Regions from separate parts of the Homo sapiens genome. Here region 1 is linked to region 2. Evidence: read pairs that join two places in POLR2A ChIA-PET (ENCODE). Cell type or tissue: PC-3. All regions are shown on one strand. Links, peaks and the distances in the headings refer to the core of each region. The heading gives the core; the rest is flanking DNA.

Region 1 (16,715 bases), core at 7,909-15,908, 84 kb before region 2:
CCTACAAAAAAACAAAACAAAACAAAAAACCACAAAAATTAGCTGGGTGTGGTGGCACATGCCTGTAGTCCCAGCTACTAGGGAGGCTGAGGTGGGAGGGTTATTTGAGCCTGGGAAGTCAAGGCTGCAGTGAGCTGAGATCATGCCACTGCACTACAGCCTGGGTGACAGAGGGAGACCCTGTCTCAAAAAACAAACAAACAAACAAAAAAACTAAATATAGCCATGTGATAAAAGAAATATTTTGCTCACAACTTACAGTGTTAAGTGAAAACCACAGGGTCCTAAATTTGTACACACAATGAGTTCGTGTATCTGTATATAGTTAAAAGACCAGAAGAAAATACAACAAAATGTTAATAAGGAATATCAGGAGTGGAGGGATTATGGGTAATTTTTAATTTCTTCTTTATATCTTTCTGAATTTTCCTATATTTCTATTATGAACATGTACTATTATTACAATGAGGAAAAAATTTGAGGGTAGACACAATATTGAGAAAAATTCCACTCAGCCTTTTAAAAACAGTATAAATTGTATAAGGACTATATAATGTCATTGCAGAGGATACAAATGATGATGATGATGATGTATAAAGGTAAACATGAAGTTCCCCCTTGGCACACCCAGCCACTCCAGCCCTCCCCACACATGCATTCCCTCACTGGCAGTACAACCACTGGTGATTTTTTTTTTTCTGAGACAGGTTCTTGCTCTGTTTCCCAGGCTGGAGTACAGTGGCACAATCACACCTTACTGCAGCCTCCAACTCCTGGGCTCGAGCAATCCTCCTGCCTCAGCCTCCCAAGTAGCTAGGACTATAGGCACACATCACCACACTCAGCTAATTTTTGTATTTCTGGTAGAAATGCAGTCTTACTGTATTGCCGAGGGTTGTCTTGAACTTCTGGCCTCAAGCAGTCCTCCCACTTTGGCCTCACCAAATGCTGGGATTACAGGCATGAGCCACTGTGCCCAGCACCACTGGTAATTAATGGCTTGGGGTCCTTCCTTCTAATGCCCTTCCAAGTGAGCATGTATTAATTAGGAGTTTTATACCACATACTGCCAGGCAAATATACAAACTGAGTTATGTTGTTTCTTTATTTTTTATTATGCCAATAACAATCTTTCTTTTCTAATATTATTTACTTCAGTGCTCCAGAACCTGGAACTCAAGATGCCAGCATCCCAGTTGAGAAACTTCCCCGGTAGGTAGAAAACTCTGATTTGTACTGGTGTTCCAGGTTACCAAAACAAAAAAAAAAACAGACATCAAAACCTAAACATGTATTTGGCAAGACGCCTCTTAAATCAAATGCACAAATGTAAAAACCAGGCTTGATCTCTGAGACCAAAAGTGAAAGGACAAAGGATGAACCAAATTAGGATGAAAAGAATGATTTTTTTCCAACCTCTTTTTGCTTTGTGTTGTGGTAGGATCATTTGAGGTCGGGAAAGTTTCTGAAGCTGTCGTGCGACAGGTGGTTACCCAGTGTACAGAAAGCATAGGGGCTGACCTGTAACTGGTCAAATAACATCACTGGCATTATTAATCCAGGGTTAGGGAGGCAATGAAAGGACCTGAATAGGAGAGGTTACAGGACCAAACAGAATGTTCATAGATTAAAAAAAAAAAAAAAAAAAAGGAAGATTTTTATGCCAATTTTTCAAAACCAGGCATTAAAACAGCACTTCTATAACCTGTAATTGGATTAGAAGTTTTTTTGTTGTGTTTATTTTATTTTATTTTTTTTTGAGATGGAATCTCACTCTGTCACCCAGGCTGGAGTGCAATGGTACGATCTTGGCTCACTGCAACCTCCACCTCCTGGGTTGAAGTGATTCTTCTGCCTCAGCCTCCCGAGTAGCTGGGATTATAGGCGCCCGCCACCACGCCTGGCTATTTTTTGTGTTTTTAGCAGGGATGAGGTTTCGCCATGTTGGCCAGGCTGGTCTCGAGCTCTTGACCTCAGATGATCCACCCGCCTCAGCCTCCCAACATGCTGGGATTACAGGCGTGAACCACTGCACCCGGCTGGATTAGAGTGTTTTTAAGGTAAAATAAAACAGCACTTCTAAAAGTGTTTCATAGAACATTAATTTAATGTTACGTTGAGACATTACTTGAAAAAAACATGTTAGGCACTCAAATAAATATGGAAATGTTAGACTAAACAAAGTTAAAATATGTTTGCTTTACTGCAGGACTTTTTAGAGCATTTAATCCACATTGCTGCCTTCTAAAAAGTGGTTGTAATACGTATGTTAATGCTTTACTGGCTTATTTAACCACAGAACCTTTTAAATTTTCCTCATGAGGGTTTTAATTGCTAAATATTAAAAGTTTTCTTCTGAAGGAATAGGTAGACCTGGAGGATTCCTGTGATGCAGGAGATTACTATGATGAAAATGGTGTTTGGGGGATGGTTTTAGGAGGTGTATAGAAGGTAACCCTGAGGTAGGAGGGAGTGAAAGAAGAGAGATTTTTAGTAATGGACACAGGAAAGCTGGCTACATACTGGGCCAGAGAGACATGAACCTGAGAGAACATGAAAGGAGGTCATTGATGAAATTAGGGGATGCTTGGGGTGGGAGGCAAATCTGAGTCCAGTATGTCTCCCAGGTCTGGGTGGCTGTGAGCACAAATGTGAGCATAATGAATGAACTGGGAAAGCTTAGCTGAAACAATGTGTCAGCACATCAAGTACATACAGACAAGATAAAAAATAAGGACAGTTCTGCAGGGCGCGGTGGCTCATGCCTGTAATCCCAGCACTTTGGGAGGCCGAGGAGGGCAGATCACCTGAGGTCAGCAGTTTGAGACCAGCCCGGCGAATGTGGTGAAACATGTCTCTACTAAGAATACGAAAATTAGCTGGGTGTGGTCACACATGACTGTAGTCCCAGCTGCTCGGGAGGCTGAGGCAGAATTGCTTGAACCTGGGAGGCAGAGGTTGCAGTGAGCGGAGACCATGGCATTGCACTTCCGCCTGGGCAGCAGAGTGAGACTCCGTCTCAAAAAAAAAAAAAAAAAAAAAGACCATTAAACCTGATGCTTCATAAGCAAGGCAAGTTTATATAGGCTGGGAGGGAGGGTGTAGGGAATAAGAGGCATCAGAGGTGACCCATCTGGATGTACTAGGTTTGGGGCAGCCCCTGGCCTCCCTCCGATCCAGCTGGGCAGACTTGGCTCGGGGTTGGCTTAAGGATCCCATTCTTCCAGGTGTGAAGAGGCAGGCTGCGGGGGCTTGCTGCGACCTCACGTCGTGTGGTTTGGAGAAAACCTGGATCCTGCCATTCTGGAGGAGGTTGACAGAGAGCTCGCCCACTGTGATTTATGTCTAGTGGTGGGTCATGCCCTTCCCTAACCCCAGGACAGGACTGGAGTTTGTTATTTTTTCCTTCCCCCTCTCCTCTTTTCCTTCCTCCCTCCCTTGCTTCTTTCCTTCCCGCCTTCTCTCCTCCCTCCATTTCTTCCTTTCCTTCAAATGTATGTTGAGAGGTCTTTGTGGTATCCTATAGAAAAACTGAGAAACAATGAATAAGAATTTGTATTAAAATAGGAAACCATGCATGTCTTGGGCATCTCAAAGCCTCCTCCCCCAGCCCCACCAAAAACAAAGAAAAGAACATGCTATTGGTTTTTTAAATAATACATGCTTATGATTAAATTTAATTGAGAACATGCAAAAATTATCACATTATAAAGAGGAAATTAGAAATCGCCCATAGTTCTGCTATCCAGAAATAGTTACCGTTAGCAGTTTAGTATGTTTTCTTCTAGACCCAGGAGTGAGCAAACAGCAGCCTTTGGGCCACATTGGGCCTGCTACCTGTTTTTGGAAATAAAGTTTTATTGGAACTCAGCCACACTCATTCTTCCACACACTGTCTATGACTACTTTCAAACTACAAGTGGCAGAGTTGAGTACTTGTGACAGAGATTGAATGGCCTGCAAAGCCTGAAAAATTTACTGTATGGTCATTTTCAGAATAAGTTTGCCCACCTCTGGTCTAAACCTTTTCTTATGCAGATGTACACGTATTAATTAAAATTCAAAACTGAGTTCATGACATATGTTCTGTTTTGAAACTACTTTGTTCACGCAGCAGTTCACTTAGCATGTTCCATATCAATATGTCTAAATCAATATCATCTTTCAATTGACTGTATGGTGTTATATATGGATAAGGAATGATATATTTAGCTAATTCTCTACTGTAAGACATTTGGGCTATTTCAAATTTTGATAGTTTAATCAATGATATCGTGAATATCCTTAGATAGAAATCTTAGCATGCTCTTCAAATGATTTCCTTAGGACACATTTCCTAAAAGTGGGATTCATTGGACAGATTGTATGCGTATTTCAAATTTTTCTTGACACGTCTTTAAAAGCAGAGGCACTTTCTTGTGGTGCGTATTCATTCAGCCAGTATTTAAAGAATGCTTCCCAGTGTTGAGTATAGTGCCACTGTTGATGATGGATTGTTAAATGAGAAAAGCCGGTTTACAAAACAGGTCATGCTCTTCCCATCCCTGTAAAGAATGTTTATAAGCAAATATTTATAAGAGAAAACCTAAGAGGACATACATGAAAATGTTAACAGTGGTTATCTTGCGGTAAGATTATGGATGATATGTATGTTTTTTTCTTCGTATTTTCTACCTTAAACAAAAAGATAGAAAATATGTTTTAAAAAGTTATGGATCATTTGTTTAACTTTAAAAAGCAGAAACAAAACCAGAATTAACCCCAAAACATGTTGATTGAGTCACTTCTATGTCACTCTTTGCATAACTCTCCTTTTCATGTCACATATTCTTCTCGATTCTAGTGATTGATCAAAGGACACCTCTTCACTTTCCCTTGTCCCTTGGACACCCTGTTTTATCCCATCCTGTTTGGCTTTTCTCACACCTGCAACCACAGACCTGCCTGAGTTTGTGTAAGGTTTTCTGAAATAATGTTCCTTCTCCTTGTCGTCTGGCTGTTTGTTCATCTCCGTGTACTTGCCTTGTAGGTGGGCACTTCCTCTGTGGTGTACCCAGCAGCCATGTTTGCCCCCCAGGTGGCTGCCAGGGGCGTGCCAGTGGCTGAATTTAACACGGAGACCACCCCAGCTACGAACAGATTCAGGTACTGGGATACCCTGATGGGAGAGGGAGATGTGGGAGGCAGGTACAGACATGGTCATCTAAACATAGTTGACCTACTCCTCTAATTTTTAAAAAAGACATAGGGTTTGTGTTTTTTTGTTTGATCTGCAGTTGCTTTTATGGAAGAACAAAATCATTCACTGTAGACTAAGGTAGGGTAGCTCTGTCATTGTATGCGAAATTTGCCGTGGGACTTTTGTTTGTTCACATTTTGAACGCTCTTCTTGGATTCCTTAGGCTTTGCTTTCCCTTACATTTTTAAGCTAGACTTAGTGATGACCTGTAGTTGTAGGTTACCCAAATGCTCCGCAAGTAAGCCTGGGAGATGCCCTTGCAGAACCTCATCACCTGCCGTTCTTACTGGGAGGCCACCTGGCAGATACCCCTTTGGTCTAATCGCCAAGGTTATTTGTATCTGTGGCCATATTATGACACTGATCCTGCTTCCCAAGTTTGGGTGGGAAGTGTAGATTGTCATAGTATGCATTTTTAGTCTTATTCCTGGGTCTGTTTTATTTCTTCATCCATGTTCTGTCTTTTTTCTCACCCCAACTTTTTTTTGCTTTTACCTCTAATTCTTGTCCATCTAGTTAATTCCTTTTGAATAAGTTAGAATATAAATAAGTAGTAAATTAATATAAATGAATAAAATAGAAAACTTCATTGAACCATCTTGTCATTACTTTAATCAACAGTTTCCAACCTTGGCTGCATATTTTAAAAATACTGATGCCTGGGTGCCACCTCATGAAATTTCGATGTCATTGCTCTGAGTTGCAGCCCAGACATCATCATTTTGATAAGCTTCCTAGGTGATTCCTGTGTGCAGCCAGGATAGGAACCACTCTTCTAAGTCTTTGCTGGGATTTAAAAAAAAAAAAGAAAAAAGAAAGAAAAGGGGCCACAGACACTTCAGTAGGCCCCTCCTCAAGTGAGTGAACTGGCTCTGAGCCTCTTCTTTTCCATGTGTCTTTTTGATCAGCTACAGCCTGTGTTCTTGATCCATAGTTCTTCATCTGTGTGTGAGTAGTAGGAACTAAGAAGATAGCCTTAAAAAAAAATTGCCTCCTATGCAAAACTTATACTCTGAAAACTACAGAACATTATTGAAAGAAATAAGGAAGGCCTAAATGAATGGAAACATATCCAGTGTTCATGGATTGGACAACTTAATATGATTAAGATGGCAATGCTCCCCAAATTGATCTATGGGCTCAATCAACTCAGTCCCTATCAAAATCACAACTGGCTTTTGACAGCAATTAATTGAAAAGATTAATCTAAAATTCATATGAAAATGCAAGGGACCCAAAATAGCCAAAACAAAATGAAAAATGAAGTTGGAGAACTCATACTTCCCAATTTCAAAACTTACTATGTATTAACTAGGCATGATGGCACATGCCTGTAATCCCAGCTACTTGGGAGGCTGAGGCAGGAGAATCGCTTGAACCTGGGAGGGGGAGGTTGCAGTGAGCCGAGATTGTGCCATTGCACTCCAGCCTGGGCAACAAGAGTAAAACTCCGTCTCAAAAAAAAAAAAAAACTTACTACAAAGTTGCAGTAATCAAGACAGTGTGGCACTGGCATAGGATAGATATATAGAATCAGTGGAGTAGAATTGAGAGTCCAGTAAAAAACAAAACAAAACAGAACAATAAAACAAACCTCACATTCATGGTCAACTGATTTTTGAAAAGAGTGGCAAGACAATTTGATGAAATACAGTCTTTTTCAAGAAATAGTGCTGGATACCCACATGCAAAAGAATAAGCTTGGACCCCTCTGTCACACCATTACAAAAAATAACCCAAAATGGATCATAGACCTAAATGTAAGAGCTAAAAGTATAAAATGTCAAAAGAAAATGTAGGAGTAAATCTTTGTAACCTTGGGTTAAAGCTTTCTTAGATATGACACCAAAAGAGCAAGTAACATAAGAAAAATGGATAAATTGGACTTTATCAAAATTTAAAACTTCTGTATTCCAATGGGTACCATCGATTAAGTAAAAAGACAACCCACAGGCCGGGTGCGGTGGCTCACGCCTGTAATCCCAGCACTTTGGGAGGCCGAGGCAGGTGGATCATGAGGTCAGGAGATCGAGACCATCCTGGTTAACACGGTGAAACCCCGTCTCTACTAAAAATACAAAAAATTAGCCGGGCGTGGTGGTGGGCGTCTGTAGTCCCAGCTACTCGGGAGGCTGAGGCTGGAGAATGGCGTGAACCCGGGAGGTGGAGCTTGCAGTGAGCCGAGATCGCGCCACTGCACTCCAGCCTGGGCGACAGAGCCAGACTCCGTCTCAAAAAAAAAAAAAAAAAAAAGACAACCCATAGAATCGGAGAAAATATTTGTAAGTCTAATATTTGATATTTGATAAGGGATTTGTATCCAGGATATATAAAGAACTCTTACAACTATAAATAATAAAAAGACAATCCAATTAAAAACCAGGTCAAAATATTTGAAAAGACATTTCTCCAAATATATACACATGGCCAATAAGCATATTGAAATGATGTTCAGTAGCAAAACCACAGTGAGATACCACTTCACAGCCACAAGCGTGGCTATAATTTTTAAGATAAAGGAAAATCACAAGTGTTGGTGAGGAAATTGGAACCCTCATACATGGCTGATGAGAATGTACAATGGCGCAGTCATTTTAGAAAACAATGTGGCATTTAAATATAGGGTTACTATATGATCTAGCAATTCTACTCCTTGGTATATAGTCCTAGAAATGAAATCATACATCTACACAAAAATCTGTACACAAATGTTCATAGCAACTTGTTAATGGAAAAAGTAGAAACAACCCAAACGTCCATCGACTGAAGGATGAATAAATAAAATTTGGTATGTTTGTACAATGGACTATATTTTAGCCATAAAAAGAACGAGATATCCATACATGCTACTACATGGATGACCCTTGAAAACGTTATGCTAAGTGAAAGAAGCCAGTCATAAAAGACCATATATGGTATGACTTCATTTATACGAAATATCTAGAATAGGCAGATCAATAGAGAGAAGGTAGATGAGTGGTTGTTTTGGCTGGGAGTAGGGAGGAATTGGGAGTGGGTGCTAATGAGAACAAGTTTCTTTGAGGTTGTTAAAAATGCTCTAAAGTTGATTGTGGTGATGGTTGTATAATTCTGTGAATACACTAAAAGCCACTGAATTATATATTTGAAATAGGTGGATTGTATGTGAATCAAATCTCAATAAAGCTGTTAGATAAAAAGTTAAATGATCTTCTAACTTATCTCCTGAAAAATGCACATTGAGCCTCCGTCTGATTTGTGTTGTGGCACCTATGTGGAGCAGCTGGGCCACTTAGCATGACTAAGCGTAGTAATACCGGAGCTAGGCAGCTCAAGCCTCCTGTCTGTTTGAAAGACCATCAGAAAACTCGAAGAGTGGGACAGGATAAACTTTGTGAAGCAGGACCTGAGCTATGTCCCCAGTTTGGTTCTTCTAATGTGGTTTCTTTTCAGTCATTTGATCTCCATCTCATCTCTAATTATTATAAAGAATTAAAACAAGTCATCATTGTAGAAAAGCAAGAAAATGCAGATAGAGAAAAAGAAGAAAATAAAACTGGAGTATTTCCACAACCCAAGTTTAGAGTTGGCCCCCACCTCCCATGCCATGGACTGAGCAGCAGGGGCCCAGCATCCCTTGGATATGGTGGCTGTGTCTTCATGTGAAAGAAACTGAACTTGGTGGTTTTTCCTGCCAGTTCAGGAGAGATTCTTGGCATGTAATATATATCACTGCTCAAGTCAAGCCTCCTAAAACCACAGACCTGTTTCAGCTGCTACTTCAGCCAAAATTCTTCAGCTTCATATTGTCTTGAAAACCTATGATTGTCTCTAACAAACAGGCTACTTGCTAGTTAGAAATTCTTATCAATTTGGCAAGCTACTTATCAACCAGACTGACCACAAGAACTGTCATCTCATCAATGAAGGAGTAACTGATCAATGAAGCCAGCAATGCTTTTTTCTTGGCATCATCAAAGCTGACATTTAGAAGAGATGCTGGTGATAGTCATCTCATCCTACTCAATTTTTCAAAGGCAGAAACCAACCCTGGAGCAATTGAGAGGACTGTTTAAACACAGAGCTTAACAATGGCAGAATTGTATATCTCGTGCTTAACAGATTTTGGTTGAACTTTACCCTAGGTCAGGGGTCAGCAAACTACTGCCTGTGGGCCAAATTTGCCCACCACCTGTATCTGTAAATAAGGTTTCATTGGAACACAGCTGTGGCCATATGTTTGTATATTGTGTGTGGCTGCTTTTGCATTAGGATGACAGAGGTGAATAGTTGCAACAGAGACTGGCTGGTCTGCAAAGCCTAAAATATGTCCTGTGTGGCCCTTTACAGAAAAAGTTTTCTAACCCCTGCTCTAGGTTACGGAGAAAAAAAAAATGGAATAATGTTCTCTGCTACTTTTAACCTGATTTTCTTTGTTACCTAAATAGGCAGCTAGAATGCTGCCTATATTTTAATAAGGATTTGGATCTCACAAGACACCTTAGGCCTTACACAAGTTGTTCAGATTCTTTGCCCCAGTTCTAATCTAGTGACAAAGGCATAGAATTCTCCTCCCACAGGAATGTATTTCTATTTTCAAGGTGTTAATTAGTTCCAGTTTTGGTTTTGTCGTTTTCCCCATGTCCGATGCTTATATTGGATGATTTCTGATAAACCCTGACTATTCCAATAAACCCTAGGCATTTTTGAATTTAAACCTCAGTGTTTTGACTGTTACTCAACCCCAGGGGGCCTTGGCTTGTAGGATTTGTACATTCGCTGAGGCAAAAATGGGACTGTCGCTGCAGGGAGCTGGTGGCCAGGGCCTTCAAAGCACCTTTGGCCCACTGTGCCCTGCAGCCACTATGTTGTGCCCTGTTGATCTTTAAATTTCTCTAAATGTTGGAATTTAATTAAAGTCCACAAATATTTGTAAGTATCCACTATGTATCAGACACTTTTCTAAGTGCTTAAGATAGGATATATCAGTAAACAAAACAAATATCTACCAAGGAAAGATTATATTCTAGTGGTTGAGGCAGACAGGTAAGCAGTGAACATAAGGTACACATTCTACAGCACGTGAGCAGGTGCTAAGAGACTGCACAAAGTAAAGATGCACAAACCTCATTAAGAAGAGATTGGAGCAAAGACTTGAAGGAGGTGAAGGAGGCAGCCGAAGACATAATCTGGGATAAGAGCTTTTCAGACACTGGGACCACCTGGAGCAGAGGCCCCTCAGTGTGGCTGGAGTGGAGTGAGGAAGTCCCAGGAGAGGCGAGCAGTAAAGTAATGGAGTTGGGGGCTCTGGGGAGGGAAGACACCCAAGCTACCTGCTGTTGGAGTTTAGAAGTCTAAGGAATTGTTAGGTAGAAGAGTTTTATAGATTGTTGTGGTTATATAGTTACCTATCTAGGGTGTGAAGAGGTCACTGCTTTGAAGCGATAGTTGACCGTGTGTGTTAGGGAAGTCCAGCGCTCTCCCTGGCTGTGCTGTCAAGGGCGGGTAGGGAAGCCCTCCTAGTCCATGCAGTCAGGGCTTAGTTGGTCTGTTCATTCAAAAAGCCACTGAAAACAAGACTAATAGAAAAGGACACATACATACTTTAAACATTTTGATATAAAGCATAAATCTACCTTCATTTGCTTTTTGTTTGTTTTTTGTTTTGTTTTGTTTTAAGACAGAGTCTTGCTCTGTTGCCCAGGCTGGAGTGCAGTGGCGCAATCTTGGTTTACTGGAAACTTTGCCTCCCGGGCTCAAGCAGTCCTCCCACCTAAGCCTCCCGAGTAGCTGGGATTACAGGCGTGCACCACCACACCTGGCTAATTTTTGTATTTTTAGTAGAGACGGGATTTCACCATGTTGGTCAGACAGGTCTCAAACTCCTGGCCTCAAGAGATCCACCTGCCTTAGCCTCCCGAAGTGCTGGGATTACAGGCGTGAGCCAACACACTTGGCCTGCTTTTTTTTTTTTTTTTGGAATAGAGCTAAAGGCCTTTTGTTTGAGTAGGGATCTGCTGATTGGAGCTCACCTTTCTTGTCGTATCCATAATCTTCCTCGTGTTCCCCAAATACCCCTGAAGATACGAATGACTCCAGCCCTTATTTTATAAAACAAAACAGACAACCAGGAAAATCAGATCCCAAGGCCCCCACCTAGACTTCCTGAATCAGAATTTCTAGGGGGAAGATGCCTGTTTATCTGTGTAGTTAGCAAATGACCCAGGTAATTCTTACCAAGAAACCTTGGCAAACACTGGATTACAACTTCTGGTTTTTGATATTTGTCTGTTTTTTTTTTTTCTTTTAAAGGAGAGCAAGAACTTAGGAAAAGAAACATGTGAAGCAGTCTTCCCCCATCTTTTACACCTACACCTAATTTAACCAAATTATATTTAGTGACTCAGTATGTCTTTCCCAAGCATTCAACTAGTTTTCCTAGAAATAACTCTCTTAACAGCTCTATTTTTGCAGTTTATTACGTAATTTTAAATGCAGCAGGATGATTACATTAACCAATGCAAGTGGCGTGAGCAGATGTGCAGCTAACACTGTAGTCGTGGTTGTCCTACAACTGGTGGGGGCCAGCAGAGTGCACAGGTGTGCTAGAAAGAGGCTTTCAAACACTGTTCATGTTTGCCTTTCCCATTTTAAAAGTTGACATCTAAGGTTTTTTAAATCAAATATAGTTGGAGATGTGATTCCAAGTGCATTGGAAACACTGCCATTTTATTTATTTATTGATGTTTGAGACAGAGTCTGGCTCTGTTGCCCAGGCTGGACTGCAGTGGCACGATCTCGACTCACTGCAACCTCCGCCTCCCTGGTTCAAGCAATTCTCCTGCCTCAGCCTCCCAAGCAGCTAGGACTACAGGCGTGCGCCACCACACCCAGCTAATTTTTTGTATTTTTTTTTTAGTAGAGACGGGTTTTCACCACATTGCCCAGGCTGGTCTCAAACTACTGACATCAGGCAATCTGCCTAGCTCAAGCTCCTAAAAGTGCTGGGATTACAGGTGTGAGCCACTGTGCCTGGCTGAAACACTGACATTTTAAAATAAAAACTACCATATCATTGTTTAAAATGTATCCAGTCCAATCTGAATGTTATAACTATCTGGTACATACCACCATCCATTTACAAAATAAATATACAAGCCCTTCCTTAACAATTGGAAACTTTGCATTTTTTCTTTTCTCTTTGAACTTGTATTTCCATTCTATCACTACTACAGAATTTATACTAATGTAATATATTTTTATGCATGAAAATCTTTTACTGGCCAGGTACAATGGCTTATGCCTGTAATCCCAGCACTTTGGGAGGCTGAGGCTGGAGGATCACTTGAGGCCAGGAGTTCAGGACCAGCCTGGCCAACATGGCGAAACCCCATCTCTACTAAAAATACAAAAACTAGCCAGGCGTGGTGGTCCACACCTGTAATCCCGGCTACTTGGGAGGCTGAGGTGGGAGAATCCCTTGAGCCTGGGAGGCAGAAGTTGCAGTGAGCCAAGATCGTGCCACTGCACTCCGGCCTGGGTGACACAGTGAGACTCTGTCTTAAAAAAAAAAAAAAAGAGAGAGAGAAAGAAAATCTTTTACTGACTACCTATTATACTTCTACAGCAAAATATCATATGAATTATTTAATTTTTTCAATTTCCTTAAAATGTTAAAAAATGCTTTACTAAAACATCTTCTAGATAGAATTATCACTAATCTGCAGTGCATAATTGTAAAAACAAAAAATACATATAAATGTAGATTAATAATTCCAAACAAGTAAAATTTTATTGGATTTTTTTTTTTTTTCTTTGAGATGGAGTTTTGCTCTTGTTGCTCAGGCTGGAGTGCAGGGTGCAGTCTCAGCTCACTGCAACCTCTGCCTCCCGGATTCAAGCGATTCTTCTGCCTCAGCCTCCTGAGTAGTTGGGATCACAGGTGCCTGCCACCACGACCAGCTAATTTTTGTATTTTTAGTAGAGACAGGGTTTCACCATGTTGGCCAGGCTGGTCTCAAACTCCTGACCTCAAGTGATTTGCCCACCTCGGTCTCCCAAAGTGCTGGAATTACAGGCGTGAGCCACTGCTCCTGGCCTGGAAATATATCCTTAATAGATGAATGGGGCATAAACTTTTAATTGGTCCATGTTTCTATGGCTGAGTGTTACCTATTGTTGGAAGGAGACAGTTCCTCCTGTTCTAACCCAATCCTCCTGTAGTCACCATAAACAAACCGGTATTCTGTCAAGATCAGGTTTATTGATTTAATGCAATGAGGGAGACCGGACCCCCGTAGAACTGAGAAGTGTTTCCCAATAAGGGAAAGGTGGAGTTATTAAAGCAATTGGGGGGAGGGTGAAGTTTAAGTGAAATTTGAATGAAGTAGTTTTTGATAGACTCAAGCAACTAGCAGGGCTGTACAATGTAAAGGGGTCAACATCATGTCTGGCTGGCAAAGTAGGCCAGGGTCCCACTTCCCCAGAAACTATAATACCAAGTTTAGATCAACGTGGAATGTTGTGTCCAGAAATCCCTTATCTGAAGCTCTGCACCTGGGTTGGAAATCCAGGCTGCTTCTCAGTATCAAAGTGACTTAGATCCTCAAGGCTAGAGGAATATTTCATTCTTTACTGCTATAATTTCAAATAGCAATGTTTCCAATAGTTTATAATATTAAGGAACAAAATCCAAAAGCAGTAGTCACTCAAAGAATGGAATTAAGACATTTTGCAGCTTGTCCTAGGGGAAAATATATTGTTTCCTATTAACTTGGCAGCTGGCTTTACCCGTGTCTTTTATTCTGATCCAAAGAATCGCTGGGCAGATTTTGACCTGCCAAGCTAAATTTTACTTTTTCAATGTCAATTGTAATCTTCAGTGTTGTTTTTTATAGATGTAAGTACTGAAAGACCTGGGCCACCTAAACTCTAGGCATGAGGGAATTATTTTTTTTTAAGAGAGGGAGCTCCCTCTGTCACCCAGGCTGGAGTCTGTACAGTGGTATAATCATAACTCACTGCAGCTTCAAACTCCTGGCTCAAGTGATCCTCTCGCCTCAGCTTCCGGAGTTGCTGGGACTACAAGCTCGTGTCACCACGCATGGTTGTTTTTACTGTTACCTTTTTGTAGAGACGGGGTCTTGCCATGTTGCCCAGACTGGTCTTGAACTCCTAGCCTCAAGCGATCCTCCTGCCTCAGCCTCCCAAAGTGCTGGGATTCTAGGCATGAGTCACTATGCCCAGCCATGAAAGAAATTTTGGTATAGCCTTGCCACTCCAATTTTGGACCACCTTCCAAGTTGTATGCCAAAATACACAGAGTAATTTTGTATCATACTTAGCGATCTATTCACTGAAAATCCTTTCCGACCCTCTTTCAACTTTATTGAAAGCAAGAATGAAACCAGCCTACTTACATATGAAGGTGTCAGATCTACACCAGTATTCCAGACGTCCCTCTATTTGGTACTCCATATGTTTCACACTCCCTCTATTTCACACTCGGGGATGAGGTATCATTGTAAAATTTGGGATGGGTGAGGGGTCCAGCTTGCTTTTGTAAGGCGGAAGAAGGCTGAATGTGGAAAGGGGCACTTGAAATCACTTAAGAAAGAGAAGAGGTGGAAATTGAGGATCTGGGAATTCCCTAAACGCTCCCCATGGCTGGCAGTAATTCCTGGATAACCACATACTGGCCTGGAACTTTCTGGAAGTCAGTGCTCAGCACGTGGCAGGGGGCAGACGGACTGGAGATGCCGTGTAGTCTGGGCTGTCCATTAAGTGGCACTCTGTTGATAGAACAAAGCATTTGAGGGATAAGGCAGTCACTATTTGTATTGTATCAAGAATAAATAATATAAATGAGTTGCACTGAGGAAATGCCTTTTCTATTTTTAATTGTGCTCAACTGGTTTTCTTTTAATAATGCATGAGGAAGTCCTGCTTTTGCTTCTTATTCATAGTTTTTTTAAACAAAAGTCCATGATTTTTCTTCTTTTTTCTCCTTCCTCTTTCTCTTTTTTCTAACTACACCTCAGAAGCTAGTCAGAAAGTTCAACAGGTGGTTTGAGAGGCTCGTTGACTTAGCTGAGATCCTAGTGGTCAGATAGTGCATGGGTATTTTTTTCTCTTGTTCTCAGTACTACCTGTGAATGCTGCTGTAATGTTTTATGTGTGTGTGTGTATATATATATATATATATATATATATATACACACACACATACACACACACATATATATACACACACATATATACACAAAAAAGTATGTATTGTGTCTATATATAACATGCCAAACATACGTGTTATATAGATACACATAAAACATATATATGTATATAAAATACATATATAACACACATACATGTATATTTTATACTTACAATTTCAATGAGTTTGGCAGTACAGTCCCAAAATACACTTTACTTGCATAGGTTCTCAGGATTTGAAAAAAACAAACAGAATACACTTTGTAATCATGTCTCTTACACTTTGAAATAAAATTCTTCTTTATGGCACATAAATTCTAGACATTTGCTTCTCAAAATTCCCCCAGTCACAGAGCCCAGCCCATAGTGAAGTGTTATAACTAGAGTTGTTAGAAGCTAGTTGAAAGAAGTGGGCATGGAAATTCATAATACCATCTTTATGAGAATTTGGGTTTTACTTCGGCTATTACTTCAGAAATAAGTGCTTGCTGAAGTAGGGCATTCATTTTGCTAACCTGTAGTTCAAAACTGCTGTATTTGCTTCTTCTCTTTCAGGTTTCATTTCCAGGGACCCTGTGGAACGACTCTTCCTGAAGCCCTTGCCTGTCATGAAAATGAAACTGTTTCTTAAGTGTCCTGGGGAAGAAAGAAATTACAGTATATCTAAGAACTAGGCCACACGCAGAGGAGAAATGGTCTTATGGGTGGTGAGCTGAGTACTGAACAATCTAAAAATAGCCTCTGATTCCCTCGCTGGAATCCAACCTGTTGATAAGTGATGGGGGTTTAGAAGTAGCAAAGAGCACCCACATTCAAAAGTCACAGAACTGGAAAGTTAATTCATATTATTTGGTTTGAACTGAAACGTGAGGTATCTTTGATGTGTATGGTTGGTTATTGGGAGGGAAAAATTTTGTAAATTAGATTGTCTAAAAAAAATAGTTATTCTGATTATATTTTTGTTATCTGGGCAAAGTAGAAGTCAAGGGGTAAAAACCCTACTATTCTGATTTTTGCACAAGTTTTAGTGGAAAATAAAATCACACTCTACAGTAGGTAATTTATTGTATAAAGACATTACCCCACGATATGGCTTTATTAGGGACTTTTTTTTTTTTTTTTTGAGACAGAGTTTCACTCTTGTTGCCCAGGCTGGAGTGCAGTGGTGCGATCTCAGCTCACAGCAACCTCCGCCTCCCGGGTTCAAGAGATTCTCCTGCCTCAGCCTCATGAGTAGCTGGGATTACAGGTATGTACCACCACACCCAGCTAATTTTGTATTTTT
Region 2 (16,715 bases), core at 4,726-12,725:
GGGATGAATCTCAACTCTTAACCAGTCTGTTTTTCCATCTGACAACAATTACTTCTCATCAACCATTTTAAAACATTTCAACCACTCCTCCAAAAAACTATCCATACTACTAAATCATCCACAAAGCCAAAAAGGTCTAGGACCAACAGATCATTTCTCCTTATCTTGGAATGTTAATCAACCTAAGTGATTCCAGCAATAGGCAAAGAGCAAGAATTCAATATATCTGAGATAAACATAAATAGAATGGTTATAAACTGTTTTCCTGGTTCTGAAAAACTGAAATATGATTTCAAGTAATATATTCATCAGGACAAAACTATATACAATCTTAAAGTTATATGACATGGGTGTCTTTAAGACATTAAAATGAAATTTTCTTCCTGAATTTTCAATTAAATTTATATTAAAGTGAAAGTATAAGAACTGGTACCCATGAGAATAATTTTTTTTAATCTCTCATGTGACTCAAATACATCTTAAACCTATTTTTCTTTCTTAGACTAATGTTGAAAGCAGTTTTAATAGAGAAAAAAAGCTGGAGAGAATATACTCCAAAATGTCAACTGCCATTAATCCAGGTGGTAGGATTGTATATGCTTTTAAAAATATGTTATTTTTTTTCTATTTCACAGGATTTGTTTATTTGATTTTCCCTTTTGCATTAAGAATGCATTACCTTGTAATTGGAAAAAAAAATTTCTTGGGAAAAAAAAAACACCTATACTTGTTAAGTATAAAATAACTGACAGAGTAAGAGGTAAGGGTGATTTGGGATTTAAACTGCACTAAAGATAACCACTTCAAGAATAATTTGAGAAACATGATGGTTATATATCTTTAGGTCACTTTTCCCATATTTCATACCTTCTTAAATAACCAATTTTTCTCTCCACCAAAAATGTGGCTCCTACCATTCTTAATGGTTTTTAGAACATATCCAAAATCCAAGACTCACATTCTGTTCATTCCATAAATATTGACTATCTATACTCTGTACTATGCACAGCAAGTGCTAGGGGATTACAAAAGAAAAGATGTTATTATCCCTACCCACCTCTACTTAGTTAACATATTTATGCAGCACCTATTTTGTGTCTGGCATTGTTCTACACAACATGGATATAGCAGTAAACAAAACAGACCAAAAAAGCCTCTCTGATAAAGATTTTCTTCTCTTGTCTTTCATTGTTATGCCCTACACTTAGCCAAATGCAGCAAATCCACCTCAGAAATCCCTCTGCATCTCCTTAAAACTCACTAAAAACAGCAATATATAAATCTCTCATTTTGTCTGAGTATATCAGCTCCGTGCTGATTTCATTTTTTCCCTACCCAGCCTGAACTAAAATGGTCCATTTAGATATTCCCTCACCCGTAACCTCAATTACTACAATTGTTCTTCCAACTTACCTAACCTATAGTTTCCCATTTTGCATCAATCATACAATTCAACTTTCCTCTCTAACCAGCTGGGTATATAGTAAAAAATTGTAAGTATGTAAACCGCTGTCACAAATTTGTGGTTTTAAATCTCACAGTTCCTCAATACCTTCACTTCTCTGATCAATGAACATTTACTAAATATCTATGTGTAGGATGACACAGATAAAGCTGTGGCAAAGACAAAAGTCTGTGCCCTCCCTAAAGGGATACTCTAACGGGTAGGACAGATCTTAAATAAATAATTATGAAGGTGATTAAATGCTATGAAGGGGAAGTACAAGATGCTGTGAAAGGGTGTTAACAGAGGAGCCTCATCTTGTTTGGAGGTGAAAAGGCTGTCAAGACAGGCTTCCAGAAGTAGTGATAAGTGCCAATAAATAAATTCCGCACAGCATCCCACCTTCCTAATTTATACTTAAAACCCCATATCCCACCTACTGGGCAAAGAAACTTGCCTCATTCGCCTCCTCAGCCTTCTCCTGGACTCACTAGTGATTCCTTCTCCTCAGCATATACATACAACAAGGTCTCTCCCACCCAAACATAAATTGCAATAATTTTTCCGGAGAGTAATTTGGCCATGTGCATCATAAGCCTTAAAAATGTGCATACCCCTTCTTGTGATCCATAATTCCACTTCAAGAAATCTTTCCTACGGAAATAAAGACAAATTTCATGCAAAAAAGAGTATTTAGAATAGTGAAAGAATTAAAACAATCTAAATAACTGGCAACAGGAGAACAGCTATGGATGTGCCTTAATAAACTTAGACTATGCCACAGCCAAAAATAAAAAGATATTCAGAGCTTTTAATCTCATAGAAGAATGCTTATAATTATGTAAGAAACATACTATAACTGCTACATAGAAATAAATCAATAATAATCCTCTACAAAAAAATTCAAAAATAAGCCAGGCATAGGATACATCTCTGTAGTCCTAGCTACTCGAGTGGCTGAGGCAGGAGGATCACTTGAACCCAACAGTTTACAGTGAGCTATGGTTACAGTGAGCTATGAATGCGCCACTGCACTACAGCCTGGGCAACAGAGAAATACCCTGTCTCCCCAAAAATACTAAATAAATCAATGATAAACACAGGATGTAAAAACCTGTATAAAGAGGATACCAGGCCGGGCGCGGTGGCTCACACCTGTAATCCCAACACTTTGGGAGGCCTAGGTGGGAGGATCACGAGGTCAAGAGATCGAGACCATCCTGGCCAACATGGTGAAACCCTGTCTCTACTGAAAATACAAAAAGTAGCTGGGCGTGGTGGTGTGCGCCTGTAGTCCCAGCTAATGGGAGGGAGGCTGAGGTGGGAGAATTGCTTGAACCTGGGAAGCAGAGATTGCAGTAAGCCGAAATTGCACCACTGCACTCCAGCCTGGCAACAGAGCGAGACTCTGTCTCAAAAAAAAAAAAAAGAGTATAACTAAGCTTAAAATATAAGTGTATATATAAAATCCGAAAGAAACGAGCAGAAGTATTGATAGCAATTAATTATACAAAAATCATGGTTTAGTTTTCTCCCTTACATTTTTTCTGTACTTTTTTTTCTTTCCTGAATTTCCAAAATTTCTTCCCCCCCCCCCCCCCGCCCCCCGAAATAGAGTCTCACTCTGTAGCCTAGGCTGGAGTGTAGTGACAGAAACACAGTTCACTGCAGCCTTGACCTCCTGGGCTCAAGCGATCTTCCTGGCTCAGCCTCTCATATAGCTGGGACCACAGGTGCATGCCACTACACCCGGCTAATTTTATTATTTTTATTTATTTATTTATTTTTTGAGATGGAGTCTGGCTCTGTTGCCCAAGCTGGAGTGCAGCGGCGCGATCTTGGCTCACTACAGCCTCTGCCTCCCAGGTTCAAGGGATTCTCCTGCCTCAGCCTCCCAAGTAACTGGGTACAGGAATGCGCCACCACGCCCAGCTATTTTTTTGTATTTTGGGTAGAGACAGGGTTTTACCATGTTGGCCAGGCTGGTCTCGAACTCCTGACCTCAGGTGATCCACCCACCTCAGCCTCCCAAAGTGCCGGGATTACAGGCATGAGCCACCATGCCCAGCCTAATAAACAGGGTCTCGCTTTGTTGCCCAAGCTGGTCTCGAACTACTGGGCTCAGGCAATCCTCCCACCTCAGCTGCCAAAAGTGCTGGGATTACAGGCATGAGCCACCACGCCTGGCCTTGAATTATCAAATTGGCAGTGTATTACTTTTCTAAATGGGTTGTGAATTATTGTTTCTCACAACAGCAACACAGCTACTAAGTCCACTGGCACATTATCTCCATTCCTTACCTCTCTTTGACACACTGCACCTGCTATCACCCCAATTTTAAGGAAACTGCTATCACAAGGACTAATTAACCCCCCAAATGACAAACCAGTGGAGACTTAGCAGTCCTCCTTTGAACTGACTTCCTTGGCTTCTGAAAACACCTAGGATCTGCCTTCTAATTCTCTGACCATTCTTTTATAGAATCTTAGATGATTATGTAACAAGAAGAAATTGTTTTAAAAAATTCATAAGTACATGAAAAGAATCTCAGACGAATTCCCTCCTTCTATATGTCCTTTAAATATGGTGTTTCAGGTGTCCACCCTAGGCCCTCTTTGTTTTTGTTACATTACATACTTGGGTGATCCTATCAATTCCCATGGCTTTAACAACTTAACCTTCTGACCACTCCAAAATCTACCTTCAGCCCTACTCTCCTAAATCCCATTTATTTTTAGTCAAAGCCTTTGCTATTAATTTTCTGGGATTCCCCTAGCAGCTCAAACACTGTTCTCATCATCATCTTCTTTAAAGATCCACTTCCTGGCCAGGTGTGATGGCTCACAACTGTAATCCCAGTACTTTGGGAGGCTGAGGCAGGAGGATCCCTTGAGCCCAGGAATTTGAGGCTGCAGTGAGCTATGATCACACAACTGCACTCCAGCCTGGGCAACAAAGTGAGGCCCTATCTCTTAAAAAAAAAAAAATCCTCTTCTGGTATTTTCTGATGTATTTAGTCACATCACTATCCATTTAATCTTCTAAGACAAAAGCTAGGGAGTCATTCTTAACATTCTCTCAACAACTACCTTTACGTGCTTACTACTCCTACTTCCTAATCAAGGAAATAAAGACAGATTTCATGTAAAAAATTAAGTCCTAATTAGTTAACAAATCTGTCTACTTTCCTCTACAACCCCACCACACAGATTAAACCCTCAATTTATTATTACAATAACCCAACTGATCTCTAGAAGTCAGTCTCAGATCTATTTTCCATATTACCCTCAGATAACCCACCTAAAAAGCAAATCCAACCATATAATTCCCTTGCTTAAAACTAGCACCTGAAAGATAAAAGGTAACACCCATTAGCATTAGAAGTCCCTTCATGATCATCTCCAGACACATTCCTCCCACAAAACTTTATGCTGAGCTTCCTCCAGCAGCAGCAGTGGCAGCAGCCAGCAGCAACAGCAGCAGCAAGAAGACACGAGTTTGCTGTGCACCAGGCATCTTTTTTCAGAGCAGCATCAAGCTACCTTGAGTTTGCTTCACACCAGGTACTCTAATAAGTGCTTTAAGTGAGTTATGTAATTTAGTCTTATGAGGTTGGCACTATTATTTCCTTTTCACAGACTGAGAGAGTCTGTCAAAAAATACAAAACCACAGAACCAGTTAAGTAGCAGAGCCAAGATTTACATCTCCACTATATTTCTCAACAAAAGTAACTAGTCAGCTTCTAAAACAGCTACTAATCTTTAACATCTCTGTTCATATCCTATCTTGTGAAGGATACCTGAGCAACTGAAGGACAGAGAAGCTTATGTTTAACTGTATTCCTCTTCTGTAATTTTATGTAAGCTTCCTAGATAGACTTCCCTGATCACCACCCTGTCTTCCAACAGTGTTGGTTACCTCCTCCAACATACTTCTCTAATTTGTTTATATGTCTACTACTGTGTATCTCATACTGGATTTTATTAGTTACTTACATGTTCATTTCCCTTCTTACCTGCAAACTTCTGGAAAGTAGGTACCCTTTCTCAGCCATGTTTACAGCCCTGTCTCCATCTCTGTCAATCCTAGGTTCTTAGCACAGTATCTGGCACATAACAGGTACTCGACAAACTAAATCTCCTCGTCTGTTATTTTCCTCCTGTTATTTTTTTTTTTAAATCTCTATCACACTCTATCCTCAGGCAACCGCCTCACAACCTAACTCCTAGCCCTAGCCCGTAAACTCTGTAGCAGTCTTGCAGACCGCCATCACACACTTCATCCTCTCCCCACTTTGTATTATCTTTCTAAAGCAGGTATCATATATCTTCCCTACTCAAAAAGATTGAAGGCAGTCTGGGTGCAGTGACTCATGCCTGTAATCCCAACACTTAGGGAGGCAGGAGGATAGCTTGAGGCCAGGAGTTCAAGACCAGCCTGTGCAACATACCGAGACCCATCTCCACAAAAAAAAAAAAAAAAAAAAAATGCTGGGCATGGTGACGCACACCCATAGTCCCAGCTACCTGGGAGGCTAAGCTGAAGCAGGAGGATCACTTAAGTAAGGGAGGTCAAGGCTACAGAGAGCCTTGATTGTGCCACTGTACTACAGCCTGGGTGACAGAGCAAGACTCTGCTGCAAACAAAAACAAAACAAAACAAAAAACTGAAAGCTCCCTTCTACCTATAGAGTATATTTCACCCTAGAACTATCATCAAGGCTCTATAACATCTGATTCCATTCTCACTTTTTTTCCTTTTTTTTTTTTTTGAGAGATGAAGTCTCACTCTGTCGCTAGGCTGGAGTGCAGTGGTGTGATCTCGGCTCACTGCAACCTTTGTATCCTGGGTTCAAGCGATTCTTCTGCCTTGGCTCCCCAAGTAGATGTGACTACAGGCATGTGCCACCACACCCAGCTAATTTTTGTACTTTTTAGTAGAGATGGGGTTTCACTATATGTTGGTCAGGCTAGTCTCGAACTCTTTATCTCAGGTGATCCACCCGCTTCGGGCTCTCTAAGTGTTGGGATTACAGGCATGAGCCACCACACTCAGCCTGTTCTTACTTTTATAACTCTTCCTTATAATCCAAGTCCCCAACAATACTGAACCATGTATCTCTGCCAAAGACCACAAAGTTGCACTCTTCCTGTGAGACTATTCTGGCCATTTACCATAGTCTGGAATGTTCTTCCCCAAAAAGGCCTCTCAAATTCTTACTCATTTTGTAAGGTCTACCAACTACTACTTCCTGTATAAATATTTCCTTGAGCCAAAATTAATTACTCTCTCCTCAGTTTTCCCATACATGGTCTCATTTCTAAGTACTTAGTATATTATGTCTTAAGAGTTGCATATTTCTGCTTCCTGCCTTGTCCCACCATATCTTCCAAACACCATATACCAACAGTTTGGTCAACAAAGGACTATGTATGTAGTCCTCTGTTGGACAGACCAGGTATGTAGTAGGTACAGCCCAGGTATGTAGTAGGCTATACCATCTAGGTTTACATAAGTACCCTTTACGATGTTCATAAAAAAACATCGCCCAATGACTCATGTCTTAGAACATGTTCCGTAGTTAAGTGACATATGACTACACTAAATTTGATCTTCCTCAAGGGCAGGGACCACATTCAGTTCACTCACTGTATTAATTGAGTTTCTACTAAATGTCAGGTCCTCTAGTAAGAACTATGAATAAGACAAATCAATAAAATAATTTCTTATCCCCACTCAGCTGCTGACGATGTGCTATATCATAGGTGTTCAACATATATTTGTTAAATAAATATATTGCTTACTTATAATAAATGTATTGTTTACTCTTTGTTCACATTTACCCTGTGCTTCCATTTGCTGCTTACAACGAATCAAACCTAGAAGGAAAGATCCTTCTAGTTTTCAAAGCTAGACAGGAAGAAAGACCTTTGTTCTCCTCCCCCGCCAAGAAATAAACTAGAAAGTCAGCAAGCATAAAAGGAACATTCTGAAAGAGTGCACTTTATTATCAGCAGAAGAATTTAGGAACAGAACAGAGAGACTGAATTACTTGCCAGTTCTTACTGAAACACTGTCAAAGAGTGGCATCAATATTTTGTTTGAAGAGCTAAAAATACCATTCATAATAAATTATAATTCTAAAAACTTTCAAATAAAAATTTTGTTCTCTCTCACATTTAGAATTAACAGTATGTCCACTGCCTCTATTAATATGCATAATTTAAAATTTGAATGAAATCCCTGAACTGAAAGTACCTAAGATACAGACTCCTTAAAGAAATTCATCTCAACGGTCAATGATCACTAAAAAGAAGGGAAAGTAAACACACACCCGTTAAATATATGCCCTAAAGAAGTTATGCAGGGCCAGGCATGGTGGCTCACGTCTGTAATCCCAACACTTTGGGAGGCCGAGGTGGGTGGATCATTTTGAGGTCAGGAGTTCAAGACCGGCCTGGCCAACATGGTGAAACCCCATCTCTCCTGAAAATACAAAAATTAGCTGGGTGCGGTGGGGCATACCTGTAATCCCAGCTACTAGGACAGACTAAGACAAGAGAATTCCTTGAACCCAGGAGACAGAGGTTGCAGTGAGCCAAGATTGTGCCACTGAACTCCAACCTGGGTGACAGAGACTCCGTCTCAAAAAAAAAAAAAAAAAAAGTCATGTAGATAAAGTGATTTAATTTTTCTTGTGAAATGCATTAGATTTTATTTTTAAATTAATAATATTTAAAGACTATTTAGTCCTAATAAATTTATTTAGCTGCACATATACAAAACTTAGGTTCAGTTTAAATGAAAACTCATGGCAGAAAATGAAATATATTCTTTCACTCAATAAAAGGAACTTTCTTCAGGTCTCATTTTCTAGGCAATAAAGAAATACAAGTAACAATCATGACAGTCATATTCCTAATTTTCCAGGGTAAACCTAGAAATAACGTACACCATAGGAATTAAAAGTCTTTACAAGCACATAATACATTAACACCAGTTCTTTCTACCCTATTGAAAGAGGCAATTCACATCCAACTCTTGCCATTTCATGAGAAAATTTGTTGCCAAGGACAATTTATTTTAAAAACTGAGATCTGGGATAAACACTGTTTAAAAGAAAACTCAGTGTTTTTTTTTTGTTTGTTTGTATGTTTGTTTGTTTTTGAGACTGAGTCTCGCACAGTCACCTGGGACGGAGTGCAGTGGCGTGATGTCGGCTCACTGCAACCTCTGCCTCCTGTGTTCAAGCGATTCTCCTGCCCCAGCCCCCCAAGTAGCTGGGATTACAGGTGCCTGCCACCACGCCTGGCTAATTTTTTGTATTTTTAGTAGAGACGGGGTTTCACTATGTTGGCCAAGGCTGGTCTTGAACTCCTGACCTCATGATCCACCGGCATCAGCCTCTCAAAGTGCTAAAGGCTAGAGCCACTGTGCCCAGCGAAAATTCAGTTTTAAATTAAGCAGAATAAACTCTCAGATGGGCACACATCACTGCAAACAAAAGGTTCCTAACAGCTACTCTTTCTGGTCCATACTTTACAAAGATGTTGAGATTTTTAGGAAATAATCTTTTCTCCAGAAAAACATTAGTTGGCCAAAATTAGCAATATGAGTTGCTTTTTTTTCATAAATGAATTGTTCTTTGCTTCCAAAAACAATGGGCTGGGCCTAGAACTTTGTTCGACACGTTTACCAGAGAGATAAATGAATGTGACCAAAGAAGTACAATAGTTTGGCCAGGCGCGGTGGCTCACACCTATAATCCCAGCACTTTGGGAGGCCGAGGCGGGTGGATCACCTGAGGTCAGGGGTTCGAAACCAGCTTGGCCAACATGGCAAAACACACTAAAAGCACAAAATAAGCTGGCCGTGGTGGCGCATGCCTGTAATCCAGCTACTCGGAAGGCTGAGGCAGGAGAATCACTTGAACCTGGGAGGCAGAGGTTACAGTGAGCTGAAATCACACCATCGCACTCCAGCCTGGGCAACAAGAGCGAAACTCCGTCTCAAAAAAAAAAAAAAAAAAAAAAAAAAACACAAAAAACAAAAAGGCAGGGCACAGTGGCTCACACCTGTAATCCCAGCACTTTGGGTGGCAGAGGCAGGCGGATCACCTGAGGTCAGGAGTTTGACACCAGCCTGGGCAACAGGGTGAAACCCCATCTCTACCAAAAATACAAAAATTAGCCAGGTGTGGTGGTACATGTCTGTAATCCCAGCTACTTGGAAGGCTGAGACAGGCAGAATTGCTTGAACCCAGGAGGTGGAAGTTACAGTGAGCCAAGATCGTGCCACTGCACTCCAGCCTGGGCAACAGAGCAAGACTCTGTCTCAAAACAAAACAAACAAAAAAATAGTTTTCTCCAAGAACATACAAGAAATAGTACTTCTTCTAATCCATTCATTTATTCATACCTTTAAAAGCCAGCTATAAGTTAAGTACTGGAGTTATAGAAATTAAAATAGTCCCTTACTCTTAAATCTGTAGGGTCATGTTGGCAGTAAGCAGACAATTGAAACAATACAAATATCATAATTACAGTCTGGCCAAAATGTAAAGGAGGCATAGAAAAGGCATATTCCTACTTTAAGGAGAAAATGCCATAAGAAAGGTACTCCTAAACTAGGACTTGAAGACCAATTAATTAGCTAGGCAAATAGAGAAAGGGATAAGAGAAGGTGAAGGAAGGGCATGCATAAGGAACTAGAAATATAAGCCAGCATGCGTAGTCAGAGAACTCCAAATGGTACCTTATAGGTGAAGAGCAGGTGAGAATTAGGGATTCTTCAACATAATTAGTCATTAGGGAAATATAAATTAAAACCACAGCAAGAAATCACTAGAAACCTATTATAATGGCTAAAAATTTAAAAAAAAATGACAATACCTAGTGCTAAGATCAACAGGAACTCTCATACACTGCTGGTAGAAATGCAAACCAGTGGGCCAGGCACAGTGGCTCACACCTGCAATCCCAGAACTTTTGGAGGCCGAGGCGGACAGATCACCTGAGCTCAGGAGTTCAACACCAGCCTGGGCAACATGGTGAAACCCCGACTCTACTAAAAATACAAAAGATTAGCCGGGGGTGGCAGCAGATATCATATCCCTCCACAGCATGGCTGGTTTCTGTCACTCAACAAGCACATGAAACACAAGAACTATGTCTGTAAGGAACTTACTGTCTGGCTCAGGAGAAAAAAATGTATATATGAAAAACGTATATATGTAAAAGCTAGAGGCCGGGTGTTGTGGCACATGCCTGCAATCCCAGCACTTTGGGAGGCTGAGGCAGGCGGATCATTTGAGGTCAGGCGCTCGAGACCAGCCTGGCCAACATTGTGAAACCCTGTCTCTACTAAAAATACAAAAATTAGCCAGGTGTGGTGGTGGGCGCCTGTAATCCCAGCTACTTGGGAGGCTGAGGCAGGAGAATTGCTTGAACCCGGGAGGCAGAGGTTGCAGTGAGCCAAGACTGCACCACTGTACTCCAGCCTGGGTGACAGAGCGAGACTCTGGCTCAGGAAAAAAACAAAAACAAACAAACAAAAAGAACAAAATGCAAACTAGTATAGCCACTTTGTGAAACAATTTGGCAGTTTCTTACAAAGTTAAAAATACACTTAACTACAATCCAGCAATCCCACTCCTAGATACTTACTCGTGAAAAGAAAACTTATGTTTACACAAAAACCTGTATATACATGTTTACAGTTCCAGCCAAAAAACTGGAAACTGAGAAGTTCTTCAACTGGGGAGTGGGTAAGCAAACTTTGGTTCACTTATCTACAAAATTAGATTTAAAAGGACTGTTCTATGAATATATACAACAGGGAGGAATCTCGAATGTGTTATGCTAAGTGAAAGATACCAGACTTAAAAGGCTACAAACTATATGATTCCATTTATATGCCATTCTTGAAATGGACAAACTATAGAGACAGAAAACCAGTCAACAGTTACCAGGAGCTAGATATGGGGAAGGGTTGTCTACAAAAGAGTATGGCAGAATTTTGGGGGATGATAGAGCTGTTCTATATAAAGCAGTCCGCATTTATCTGTGGTTTTGCTTTCCTCAGTGTTTCAGTTACCCACAGTCAACTGAGGTCCAAAAATATTAATTGGAAAATTCCAGAAATAAGCAATTTGTAAGTTTTAAACTGCATGCCATTCTGAATAACATGATAAAATCTCATGCCATTGGATTCAGTCCCGCCCTGTCCCCACCTGGGAATCATTCCTTTGTCTAGCATATCAACGCTGTATTTACCACATGCCCTTTAGTCACTGAGTAGCCCTCTCAATTATCAGACTGAAAAAAAACATAGTATATATAGAGTTCAGTACTATCTGCAGTTTCAAGCATCCACAAAGGGTCTTGCAATGTATCCCCCACAGATAAGGGGAGTCTCCCATATCAACTGCGATGCTGGTTATATGACTATACATGTTTGTCAAAACTCACAGAACAGTACACTAAAAAGAATAAAGTTTACTATGTGTAAAATATACCTAATTTTAAAAACAAAAGAAAAAGGGTAAGGTATCCTGGCTACAAAGAGACTGAAAAATGACCCAAGAGCTAGTCAGATCTGAGGGGTCCTGTTAAGAAGCTCTACATTTTATCCTTGAAGCAACAGATATCTCAAAAAACGGGTAGAGGCAACTCAGTTTTTTATTACTAAGAACCCTGACAACAGTTATAGACTAGAATAAGAGCAAAACAGGCAGCAACTGGAGACCCATCAACCAACTATCTGAGAGTAATTCAGCAGATAAATAATTGAGATCTGACAAAGGGAGAGGCAGTAGAGATGAACAGAAAAGTTAAAAGCAGGAAATTCTCAAGTTTCTAGCAATAGTGAAACCACCAACCAAATGTTTTTTTTTTTTTTTTTTTTTTTTCAGAAAAAGATTTTAAACAAGCTAAATTTAAATGCCTGTGGGACATTCAAATGCAAACATTTGGTTAGACACATTGTCTGGAGCTCGAGGGAATAAGCTAAGATGTAGCATTAGATTTGAGAATCATCAGGGTATTTGCAGCCAAATATGAGGTCAAGTTCATATAATTTGAAGTATAAAAAGAATCAGCTTACTGATTATACAGCTTGTAAAGTGAGAAATGGTGACAATCGTGTGCCTATTTCAATATGGGCCTCTCTCAACCACTCTATCCTTGGCATCTCTGATTTTCTCTTTGGCTTGATTACCCTAAGAAAACTGAGGCAGTTACATAAAAAGCTGTCACTGAATTCCAAGTTTTTATTTTCTGTTGCTCATACTGTTGACATCGAGAATATTCAGCCGATAAAGGAGTAATCTACTGAATACACTTATTTGGTTAATTAAACACAGGAGGACCACTAAGAGGGGTTTGATTTGAGGTCCATCTGACTGACCTCACAGGGCAACTTATCCACACAGCTCAATAAGCTTTGTCTTGGTAACTCAACTAAAGACCCTATGACTGCTTTAAGAGACCTCTGATATGCAATAAAGTTATCAGGAAATACTATAGGATAGATCCAATGATTCTAGGTAATTAGTGCTTAACCAGGGATAGGCACCAAAATTCAGTGTGGAGCTTTCTCAAAATGCCTATCTTGCCCAAAGCTCTACTTCTGAAAATCCTAATTTAGGAACTTTTGGGGTAAGGCCCAAAAATTACTATATTTTTAATAGTCTCATAAGTGAATTCTGATACCCATACAAACCACACACCAATCCCAAGCTGAAAAGCAATGATATAAAATTTGGTTCCAGGCCCTACCATGGAATTCTCATTTGGAAATTTCTAAACCACATCCTAAACCTTGAAAATCTCCTCTAGTTGAGAGCATACAAATACACATTTCCCAGCTGAAACCTAAAATTCTAAGTCCAACATCTGTAAAATACCTATGAATCACCAACTGACTATGATTACTAGTTTGAGAGGATTTAACTTCTTAGCAGAATTCACGAAAAAGCAGTGTAAGAAAAGTCATGGAAAATGAGTCACCATCCCTTCATTCCTTAATTCCAAATTCTCCATTTTAATAATAAACCTACCAGAAAAGCTTAGTTAATATCACCAACTCAAGCTTTAACTTCAGCTAGTATTTAAGCATAACCAGATCCAATCTGTTATACTGAAATATTCAGATTCCACTTTTCCAATTAGCAAAATTTCCAGGATTCCAACTTTCCAATTACATCATAAACATTATGAACCAAAACAAAAAAACTAGCAAACGATTTTTCTCACCAAAATTTACTTACCCATCTCTTCCCTTACTGACAATTTTTACTTCAAAATAATAAATCCCACAGGCTGCTGGTATTGGATGCGTGGCTCGAACTGACGCGGCATCTTTTGGGGTTTTGCCATGACCTGCATAGAAACAGGAAGGAAAAAAGAAGTCACATGAGATATTCACTGAAAGATGAAAACCTTAAACAATTCAGGAACATATAGGTTTTTGGAATGATGTATTATTTCTGCTCCTATCAGTTCAAATACTCAATAAAACGTTTATCATCACCATGAACCCAATATGCAAAATAGCCCAAGTTAACCACAGAACTCTTCACACTATTACTAGTTTTATTAAGATTGCAGAATCCAAATATGGAAATTGAACCTAGCAGCCTTTTATGCAAATTAAATAAAAGACATTATAGAGTACACTATATTTTTAAGAGGAAAAAGGCTGTATGAAGAACATGAGAGAAAGATCTCAATTTTATCAGGTCTAAATTTGCATATAACTTATATAATTTCTGTACACTCTTGCCAAAGTCCTGGCTCTTTAAACCAGAAGCATCTGTATTGTATATTTCTAAGTGAAATCTTACACAATTAGATTGAATTGGCAAAACAGCTTTCTTAAGAATTTACAGTTTTGTTCTTTGGTATAGTCTTATTAATTAAAGCTGATTCATAAAATCTCTTGGGCCAATAATAGCTTATTGAGAAATACATCTAATTTCTAAACGTATTTTTTTCTTTTTAAACAACAGAAGTAACACCATGCCACTGCTGACACTTTAGAAAATCTTTTAGATAATGGCTTTCAAACTTTTTAAACCAGCTATTCCTCAATTCTAATCCCACAGGGTTTGCTAAACTCACAATCACTTCCCCTACCTCTCGCCCAAGACACAAATTACCTTGAAAGCTAGCATGTAGACAATATTAAGAGAAAATATGTCCACAAAACCATGGAAGAATAAAGAAAGAAGTTGAAGTAGCATGTCAGAAAGTACTCATAGAGTATGAGTGAGACAAGTCTCCATATCCCCAAAAGGACTGCATGAGAAACAATACTCTAAATCATTATTGGGGTGTTCTAGTTAAATATGCTCCACGCAATACAAACTTCGCATTAATCTTTCAGTCATACTATAAAATTATCTTCATGGGTAGCAGAATTCTCCTTAAATTTATGATTGTTTTAAAACTAAATACCTTCTTGTAAGTCAAAAATTGTATCTTAAGATATACAATCATCACACATGAATGAGATCATATCCTCCCTTACCACACACTTGACCAAATTTATCAAATTTCCAACACATGCCTTATTACTATTAAACACTTAAGTTTACACTTGCAATGCAAATTAGTACATGTTCACACCCCCCACTCCCCCCACAAAAAAATGGAATGAATTCTGCCACTCCTTCCATTACCATGAAAACTTGGGTTATGGGCAGAAGTTCTTTTAGCCTGGTGACCATAAGGAGTCAACAAGCTTGGCTAGGCAAGACAAAAATGGAAGCAACAGTATTTACATGCATCAAAACTACTTCAACATATGATGCAGGTAATAGATTTACACTGAGCTAAGCAGCAGAAAAGAAACAATTGCACAAGTCTGTGCACTAGTCACTTTTTAATAAAATTTAATTATGGTGGCAGTAAAACACATTTTTCAGTCAAAATATGTTCAAATAATTAAGTTACCTGAGAAAAGGCCATGGAAACTACATATTTAAAAATTAGATTGTTACAAATAAATCTATAGAAAACTATCTAAACAAAATCTAACTGCAGTTCTAAATCCACTGATTTTTTAAGGGGAGTGACCCAAACTTTTAGTGATAAAGTAATCCCAAAGTATTCTTAATAACAAATAATAGTTACATATATTTAATACCGTGTGAAAGGCACTGCTCTAAGAGCATTAAGTTTATTAACTCATTTAATATCCAAAACAACCCCATGAGGTAGGTACTATCTATTATCATTTCACAGTTGAGGAATCCAAGGGAAGATAATGAAACTCGCCCAAAGTCATACTGCTAAAAGCGAATTCCAAACCAGGATTTGTGCTGGGATTTAAATTCAAGAAACCTGATCTAGTGTGAGCTCTGAACCCACATGAAGGATTTAGTTACAATGAACATTCGGGGATCACTTCACATATCCCCATGTCCTATTCTGACTACTTCTACGGGAAAAGAGAAAGAAACCAATATTTGAAAGTAAACAGTCTCTCAAAGAGTTGGGTGCTTTTGTATGGATTTTTCTCTTTCAACATTTACGAAATAGGTATTATTTAACCTCACTTTTTGAAATGAAGAAATCTGTAATCTGTCATGGGCCTACAGAAAAAAAAATAAAATGTTTACACATTATATACCCAGCCCCAAATTGGTAGAAACATATATTAGATCCATGCATGAATTAAAATCCCATACATTTTTCCATTATGCAAAAATTACTATAAAGTACCAGTTATAAATCTTCAAGGATCCATTATATTTGTTAGGATTCACTAATTGCAGATAAATTCTGTAAATATTAAAACTAAAAAGATTTGTTTCATGTTTAAATTAAAATTTAAATTAGATGTAAAAGGTATAAGGAAAAGTTTAAATGCAAGATTATAAGGTTTCATATTATTTCTTAAATGAGACCAGTCCAAGTTGAGTATCCCTTATCTGACATGCTTGGGACCAGAAGTGTTTTAGATTTTTTTCAGATTTTACAATATTTGTGCATACTTACCAGTTGAGCATCCTAAATCCAAAAATCCAAAATCTAAAATGTTTCATTGGGCATTTCCTTTGAGCCGGGCGTGGTGGCTCATGCCTGTAATTCCAGCACTTTGGGAGGCTGAGGCGGGCGATCACTTGAGGTCAGGAGTTCAAGACCAGCTTGGCCAACATGGTGAAACCCTGTCTGTACTAAAAATACAAAAATTAGCCTGGCATGGTAGTGTGCGCCTGTAATCCCAGCTACTCAGGAGGCTGAGGCACAAGAATCGCTTGAACT

Evidence for each region. ChIA-PET counts read pairs that join two places held together with the same protein. Peaks named below come from ENCODE experiments on the same cell type or tissue, not always from the same donor. Only the 100,000 strongest peaks of a DNase experiment are listed, where the experiment ranks them.
Region 1: POLR2A ChIA-PET joins it to region 2 with 12 read pairs; 19 of 35 experiments call an interaction of 5 or more read pairs at or near these places.

Annotation. Positions count from the first base shown.
Region 1 is chr6:13,595,805-13,612,519 of GRCh38, forward strand. It overlaps SIRT5 (sirtuin 5), which reads left to right. Exons shown (of 10, transcript NM_012241.5): 7 at 1,159-1,212; 8 at 3,228-3,351; 9 at 5,030-5,145; 10 at 15,986-16,715. The coding sequence ends at 16,061. LOC105374938 (a long non-coding RNA gene) reads right to left here and starts at 12,790. Exons shown (of 2, transcript XR_007059460.1): 1 at 10,627-12,790; 2 at 3,226-3,837. LOC124901263 (a long non-coding RNA gene) reads right to left here. Exons shown (of 2, transcript XR_007059461.1): 1 at 15,605-16,715; 2 at 13,462-15,009. In PC-3, for the core only: no CTCF peak of the experiment used is centred there; no DNase peak of the experiment used is centred there.
Region 2 is chr6:13,683,071-13,699,785 of GRCh38, forward strand. It overlaps RANBP9 (RAN binding protein 9), which reads right to left. Exons shown (of 14, transcript NM_005493.3): 2 at 13,715-13,826. Among named protein-coding and RNA genes, the nearest start is that of RANBP9, 20 kb to the right of the region's middle. In PC-3, for the core only: no CTCF peak of the experiment used is centred there; no DNase peak of the experiment used is centred there.